3 separate regions of the Mus musculus genome follow, and regions 2 and 3 are each linked to region 1. A link is a loop called in an ENCODE intact Hi-C map of the cell type or tissue named here. Cell type or tissue: gastrocnemius. All regions are shown on one strand.

Evidence for each region. A loop is a pair of places that touch in the nucleus more often than their neighbours do. Peaks named below come from ENCODE experiments on the same cell type or tissue, not always from the same donor. Only the 100,000 strongest peaks of a DNase experiment are listed, where the experiment ranks them.
Region 2: a loop joins it to region 1, with 4 times the contacts of the local background. A loop is called at or near these places in 12 of 42 quality-filtered maps.
Region 3: it touches region 1 in a loop (4-fold over the local background); 26 of 42 quality-filtered maps call a loop at or near these places.

What each region holds. Positions count from the first base shown.
Region 1 is chr10:26,994,428-26,996,927 of GRCm38, reverse strand. All of the region lies in intron 58 of Lama2 (laminin, alpha 2), which reads left to right. Among named protein-coding and RNA genes, the nearest start is that of Gm40618, 13 kb to the right of the region's middle. In gastrocnemius, a CTCF peak has its summit at 1,177 (motif pointing right); a DNase peak (open chromatin) is centred at 1,180; H3K27ac peaks cover 295 bases.
Region 2 is chr10:26,492,930-26,495,429 of GRCm38, reverse strand. It overlaps Gm30034 (a long non-coding RNA gene), which reads right to left. Exons shown (of 6, transcript XR_871559.3): 4 at 510-593. Among named protein-coding and RNA genes, the nearest start is that of Gm30034, 59 kb to the right of the region's middle. In gastrocnemius, a CTCF peak has its summit at 978 (motif pointing left); DNase peaks (open chromatin) are centred at 721 and 968; H3K4me3 peaks cover 218 bases.
Region 3 is chr10:26,918,438-26,920,937 of GRCm38, reverse strand. Arhgap18 (Rho GTPase activating protein 18) reads right to left here. Exons shown (of 15, transcript NM_176837.2): 15 at 2,290-2,500. Among named protein-coding and RNA genes, the nearest start is that of Gm30534, 46 kb to the left of the region's middle. In gastrocnemius, a CTCF peak has its summit at 1,200 (motif pointing left); a DNase peak (open chromatin) is centred at 1,165.

The sequences.
Region 1 (2,500 bases):
GTTATCTTATCTCACAGAACTGGAGTCTAGTAGTCCCTTGTACTATCTCCCTGATTATTTAGCCCATTACTATCTGGGGAGAAAGACATCCCTGCTTATTATGTTTGTGGATATTACTCATCTACAATGATGGGGATGGAGTTGATAAGCATCTGGGCTTATCAATGCAGAAATGCATCAATATGTTCACATGGGATGAGTGGCTGCAGCATTGACTCCAAGCCTTTTTTTGATAAGCACAGTCCACAGGGATTGGCATACGACAAGTTGGTTGCATTTCTTTTATGTGAATCTTGCTGGAAAGTTGAATGTGGCACTTTCAGATTCTGGTAGAAATGAAGAGTTCAGATAAGGTTCTTAGAAAATTGAAGAGATGTGAGCTGAGAAGAAAAAAAAAAAGCAAAGCAAGAGAGAATGGTTCCTGCAGCAACGGGAGTGCCAGTATGCTAAAAGCTATAGATAGTCGAAGCCATAGGATAAGTCAGCCTTGGGCACTGACATGTATTGAAAGGGAAAACATATTCTCCACACCCCAGGTGGGGCCGTCTTATGACAAATCCCTGTAAATGACCAGTTCCACCAAGGAGCTCACATCCAAGGAGTTCACATGATTCAGTGAACAGCAGCAGGCATTGTATGCATCAGGACATCAAAGTCAGTGCTGAAAAAGTACCTATTTAGTATTCACCCACAAAGATCACCGAAGGAAAGCATCAGATGGGACTTTAGCCCACACTTATTAACGGGATCATTGACTCATGAAGGAAGGAAATTACACAATTTTTAGCATGACTCATCACTTGCTGCTCGTTTTGATAAATGCCGTTGGAATCTCTGCTCTACAGCTATCTAAACTCAAAGTCCACTTACCAAGAAATCATACATTGCTTTGAATTTGTTAATGAATTTACAAGTGTCAGCACTGCACCGGAATTAGAAATGACCACTGACCTGAACTTTTAACAGAGTGGGAAGGTTTGCTAGGACAACTGACCCCTCTCCTTGTGACTGTGACTGCAAGGAGCATGGCTTCCTTTCCAGCTACTTCAGTGACAAATACACTACTCTAGTAGGCTCCCCATATCCCTGTGTGCCTCAGAATTGTCACCTGCAAAGCAGAAACAAGCCATCCTGTCCTTTATCCCCTTTCCCCTGTGTGCTACATGTATTATGAAGCATCACCACCAGATGGCGGAAGTGTAACATGTTGAGATTGATTGAGGCTGGGTGTTTTTTTTTTTTAATTACTATTATTGCTGCTGTTATTGCTGTTTTAGCATTTTTCAGAGATTATTGTTTCCAAAACATAGGAAAAGCATGTCCTTGGGCCTAGAAGTGACGCGTATCCCTTACACCATGTTCCTCTTGTGTATATGAGTATGCTATATAATGACATAGGAGTCGAAGGACCTATGCTAAATCCTCTCTCCTCCAACTGAATGTGTTTATGAAATGACTGTCTAGAAAATCTGATAATATGTTCAAGGTGTGGGGGACTGCTGCTCAGCTGTGGCTCTGTTCAATAACTCTCCAGCTTACCAACAGTCATGTTGGCGCTGTATTGTGGAATGTCACATGACATTCCACAATACAGCGCCAATAAAACGCCCGTTATTCACAACTGCCATCTGTCCATTCTAGTAGCCATATTAAAATATGGCTTATATTAGCATATTATCTTAGCATATTATTTGGTGAATGACCAAGTGACTGTGGCAGCACTAACAGCAACATTACCCACAGGTAGATTTCTTCAGCCTGCACATTATTGTTCCGTAAGTCCATGGCATCCATTGATGTTATTAGTGTCTGTTTTCAGAGGTAAACATTTAGAGATGTTTTGGTGAAATTCTGTCCACAAGAACTCACAACATATGGAATCCTCTTGGAGAATTCTAAGGAAGGCTGCATACTACAGTATTTGCAAGAATGATTCTTGCTCTATTAATAGCCTTTTCGGGCCAGGACATTAAGTCACCATTTGAGCTTCTTTTGTTGGCCATGTAATAGCAAAGGCATTGCTGTGTGTTGTGAATAGATTATCCTGCCCTGCCCACTGGGCTTTTACATAGATGTATGAATTTCAGCCAGTCTTCTTTTTATAAATGACCATCTCCTGGGAGGCAAAAAAGTAACTACCTCCATAAAGACCAATTTTATAGCTTTCCTGAAACACTTTTAAGCCCTTTTGCCTGCTGTGGCATAATATAGGTCGCTTTTGACCAAGCTCAAGAGAAGAGAGAATGAGGCTTTTTCTCACATAAAGATGTCCCGAGTGCTGATAAGTCATGTCTGAGGTACTCTGTTGGAGAACACTCCTCACAAAAGCTTGCCCTAGGCTGTTTGAGAGGACCTACCTAGTCAGCACTGGCTGGGTCTGCCTCCCTCCCGAAGCCATTAAACTCAGATCTGAAAAGCTGATGAGTTCGTGCAAGGGTGCATGTTATTGTTATGAATTCTCACACACCCCAGGCTCTAAACAACTTCATCAGCCACCTGT
Region 2 (2,500 bases), 500 kb after region 1:
TTAATTCCAGTCAATTCTTCCAGTGATACTTAAAGGTTTTGTTGCACTTGAAACATTTTGCTAAGTAAAAGCCTGCCATAGAAGCTTTAAGAGAAACAGCAAAAGAAAATTGCATGAAACAATAATTAATAATAATAATAATAATAAAGGACTTGAAGGTAATATTATGAGATTCATGGCAACAACAACAACAACCCAAAAACCTTTCTTGGTGGAAATGTGGCTGTTGTTATATATTCTATACAGTGGGCATAGATGCTAGTTCAGTTTGTACAGTGAGTTCAGATCCCCCAGTACCCATGCCTTAAAGAGAAAAGAAAAGAAAAGAAAAGAAAAGAAAAGAAAAGAAAAGAAAAGAAAAGAACAAAGGAAGGAAGGGAGGGAGGAAGGGAGGGAGGGAGAGAGAGAGAGAGAGAGAGAGAGAGAGAGAGAGAGAGAGAGAGAGAAAGAGGGAAAGGAAGAGAAAAAGAAACAAAAACAAAAACAGATTTGGTATATTTTGTACACACCTGCCATCCCCTCTCCGATGGATCTCTGAGAATCCCTAGCCAGGAAGTCTAGACGAATCAGCAAACTCTGTTTAGTGACACATCCTATTCCAAAAAATAAATGGGGATGATTAAGGTAGAATCCCCGAGTTGACCCCTGGCTTCCACATGCATACCCAGACACTTGTTCAAACACACCCACACACATCTACCCATGGGGGCGGGGTGGGGGTGCGGGTAGAGGGAGATGACGAAGAAAATGCGCTTCCAGACCAAAGAGACAGGAAGTACATTGTACTCCTGGTTCAGTAGCAGACCTCCGGGTGGACTTTGAATAGTAATTACTTGTCTGGACTCTGGTTATCTCTTCTGTGAAATGGAGGCCAGAGCACAACTGTGCATTCCTGCGCAGATCAAACAGTTCTTAATCAACTGAAGACTAATCCAAAGTTTGCCAAAGTTTAACATTCACCAGCTGACATGGCGCCACCATGTGGCAGTAGCAGGAACAGTTTCGAATACATTTGTCCCTTCCGCCTTTAAGACTGATTTCCATTTAAGGAGTTAACATAATTTCAAAGTACATAAAGTGAGAATTCATTGATCTACTTACTTTTCATCATTTCACATTTACATAAAATTTGAGGAATCACTCCACAGATAGGAAATTTTTAAAATCTAACATTGGTTATCACATGTGACAAAACAGGAAAATTATAATAATGAGATTGTACCATAAACGTCCATTAAAAAAAAAAAAGAAAAAAGAAAAAAAAGGTACAGCAGATTTATAAGCAACATGGCTAGAAAACTTCAAAATGTCTCAAGTTCTTAAAATTGGGGTTGAGCAGGTGGGTAGTGGAGCAGCTCTGGGTAAAAGTTCACAGCATACAAGGAGAGAAATAGCAGCGGTTGCTGGCAGTATTACTGCCTATTGCTCAGATGATGTAGGACCTAACATGAGCTAGAAAGCATGCTATATCTAACTCAGTAACCAGATAGTGAACAGAAGCAAATTATAATGCCAGTTTTATTATTGTAGTGTTTATGTTCCTCTTATCACTTATCGAATAGAATTGCAGTACTGGAGAGATGGCTCAGTGGTTAAGAGTGCTTGCTGCTCTTATAAAGATCCTGGGTTCAATTCCTAGCACTCACACGGTGGTGGCTCACAACTGTTCTGACCTCGGAGGCACCAGGCACATACATGGTAACCATACATACCCAACGGGCAAAACATTCATACTCATAAAATAAATAGATCTAATTTTTTAAATTAAAAAAGTAATCGTATCAACTTTTACTGATTTTAGATATCTCATTTTTTCTTTTAAATTAAAGTCTAATGTAAATAGCTTTATATTCACAAAAATAAATTCAAAGAAGAAAGTTTCCATGTACCCTAATACCCAAACTCCTATGTTAGAATCTAAGGTCCCTGAAGCCTAATTATCACAATTAAAAAGCAAATATTGGTTCTTTATTAGCAATTAAAGTACATCTCCTATTCAGCTCTCTGACTTTTCCTCCTATTTCCTTCCGATGGTCCTTCTCAAGACAACATCTCAGTCCCAGTGTCTCACCCTCCTCGTGCCTGTTTCTTGGGCTTTCCTCATGGTTGAAGACTTCAGCGTTTCTGCAGGGAACTGGTGCGGTATTTGTCTGGCAGCACCTCAGTTTGGTTTGTCTGATGTCAGTCTCTCCACAAGACACCAAGTATTTCTAAAATCAACAAGTCTTGCCACAGGAGATCACCCTGGCCATCTAAAGACGGTGCCCTGGCGAGGCTTCTTGCAACCTACCTTGTCTTCCCCTGCACATGCGCATTTATTCAAATGCAAAGCCCACACTGAAGTGTGGTCCCTGGAGGACCACAGAACTTAAAACTGAGGCGTTTCTAGAGGAGCCAGCCACATCCCCCACGTCCATCGACTTATGTGTTTAGCTATTTATATCACGGGGATAATGGGTATTTATTTTTATATTTTGGATAACCCAATATAACATTTTTT
Region 3 (2,500 bases), 76 kb after region 1:
AAGACTTCAACACCAGGAAGTTCTAGGGCCCCATTTCCGGTTTTCTCTGTAAAAATCCACATTCCCTCCCTTGATCTTAGCTAAGAGCACATTTAATCCAGACTCCACCCTACAAAGAGCCAAGCAAAAATCTTGTGATTGGGCAGTCTTTTCTCCTGCTAGAGAGCCCTAAGGCTCTGCCTTCGCTGTACAGAGTGAACACGAGGCATCATTTCTTCACAACTATAGCTTTTGCCAATAGTGTGTTTTTACTGACTGTTTTAACACAAGCAATGAATTACCACCCTCCTAACCCAAGACTCATGATCTCGGACGTGCCTTTGCAATTCCCTCTCTGACCTTTGCTTTCTTTCTCTGGCCCTGAGTCCACTCCAGCGACACTGTTGACAAAGCACATTCCTATGGTGGACCTTGGTCCTAAATGTTCCCTTTGTTTAAAGTGCCATTCTAAATATTCACCAGAAAAATCTCCTCTCTGTCCAAGTCTTTGTTCAGTTGTAACTATTCAATGAGACTATTCATTTTATGCCTCCGTAGGCAGCGTTGTCCTACTAGCCCCTTTGCCTCTTTATATCCATCAGGTCCTCAGCACCTTTCCTTATACTCTGTAGCTCTGTTTACTTACTTTGTTTAATTCATTACTTGTCTCCATTATTAAAATGTGCCTCCAATAGGATCAATGCCTGTGATTATTTTGTCTACTGAGGAATATATATATATATATATATATATATACACACACACACACACATACACATACATATATATATATATGAGAGAGAAAATGAATCTCTAATAATTTGTTGAATGAAGAAACATGATGTACATACTAAGATACATGGAAACAAAAATGTCCTACTTCTGAACTTCTTACCCATATCCTTCTGGTTTTCCTCATAACACATTTGCTTAAACAAGACATTGCTGAAAGTTTAATTCTGGGTCTGATATATGTCACATATTCATTCAATAGATTAAGGACTAAAAGCAGACAAATTCATTAAACACACACACACACATACACCTCTGATGTTAATTATTTTTTCAATTTCAGAATAAGTAACTCAAACAGAACCCCACAGTGTTATCTAACTGCTGTAGGTGCCTGGCACCGAGTCGTAGTAACATATGTATGAACGCCTGTTCATGTCTAAAACGTCTTTCTTTGGACTCAAAGGAATCTCTGCCCAATACTGCCACCTACTGACAAGCAGGCAGGAAGTCAGGACAACCACAAAGTGTACACCAGTTCTACAAACTTGAGAAAACAATGGACTTTTCCCAGAAATGGTCAACAAGGAATTTAATATCAACTCCCATAACTACACTAAGTCAAAGTTGTACAAGTGAAAGAAAATGACAAGGACTAGAATTACCTTGAAGGATTATGCCAGTGAGTGAGGTGGCCAAGCAGGAAAGCAAGAAAAGGGCGGTGGGAACAGGAAGTCCAACTGATAGGTGGCAGGGTAAACACTGACTTTCAGAGTTTTCATCAGCAACAAGAGCTCAAAGATTTGAGACTCAAATCAAATGTGTCTGTTTTCACAGTACTGTCCCTTCCTTAGCCAAACAGATATTCACTGAAAATTAAAACTTAATACATATATATTTATGTGTGTGTGTGTGTATATCACAAAACTCACAGTAAAATCATTTGCATTAATGGTATGACATGTAGGACATGTACCAAGTAGAAGCAAATGTATGCATGTATGTATGTATATATATGAAGTAGATGTGTATGTATATATACATATACATATATATATATAGTATATGTGCTATGTATATACATATGTATGTTGTTTACATACACTGTTCAGTACCAGTGAATTTAGACCATGAATCCTAGGAATGGCTGAAAATAAAAGAGCCTTTCTATTTTTCCCATCAAAGCCTGGGAACTCTTCTTCCAGTCCATCCGGGCTGGCAGGCAGTGTGCTAACAATCATTTGACACATGTTCTAGAAACATTTCTTTATATCACTATCCTGACTCTTGGTCTTTTGTTGCCTCTGAAAAGCCCTAACTGTTTCAAGCACATATTTTTTTCTTCAGAATTGTTTATTGTTTGCATTAAATCATCAATAAAAAATTTGTTAAACAGGAAATAAATATATTCTTATAATAAAAAAATGTGTTTTGAAAGTCCTAAAGGATAGATATTTATATAAGGGGGTGCGGGAGAAGAAACCTGAAAAAAAATTAAGGTTTTCTCAAATGCCTTCTGAATTTAAAATCTATACAGGAACATAGAACCAATAAAGAGTAGTAGTAAATAGGACTTAATTACATTGAAAATAGACTGTTTATTAAAATAATTTAAAAGGACAAACATAGACTCGTGAACATACCCCTGTAATGTAATAATTCCAAGAGAAGATTGTTTAGAAAAATCCATTTAATTATAACATTTCTTTAAATACAAAAAGCAATGGCACGAATGAATCCCCATGGCATAACCACAGCACCCATTCCTAGTGCTACCAAAGCACCCATC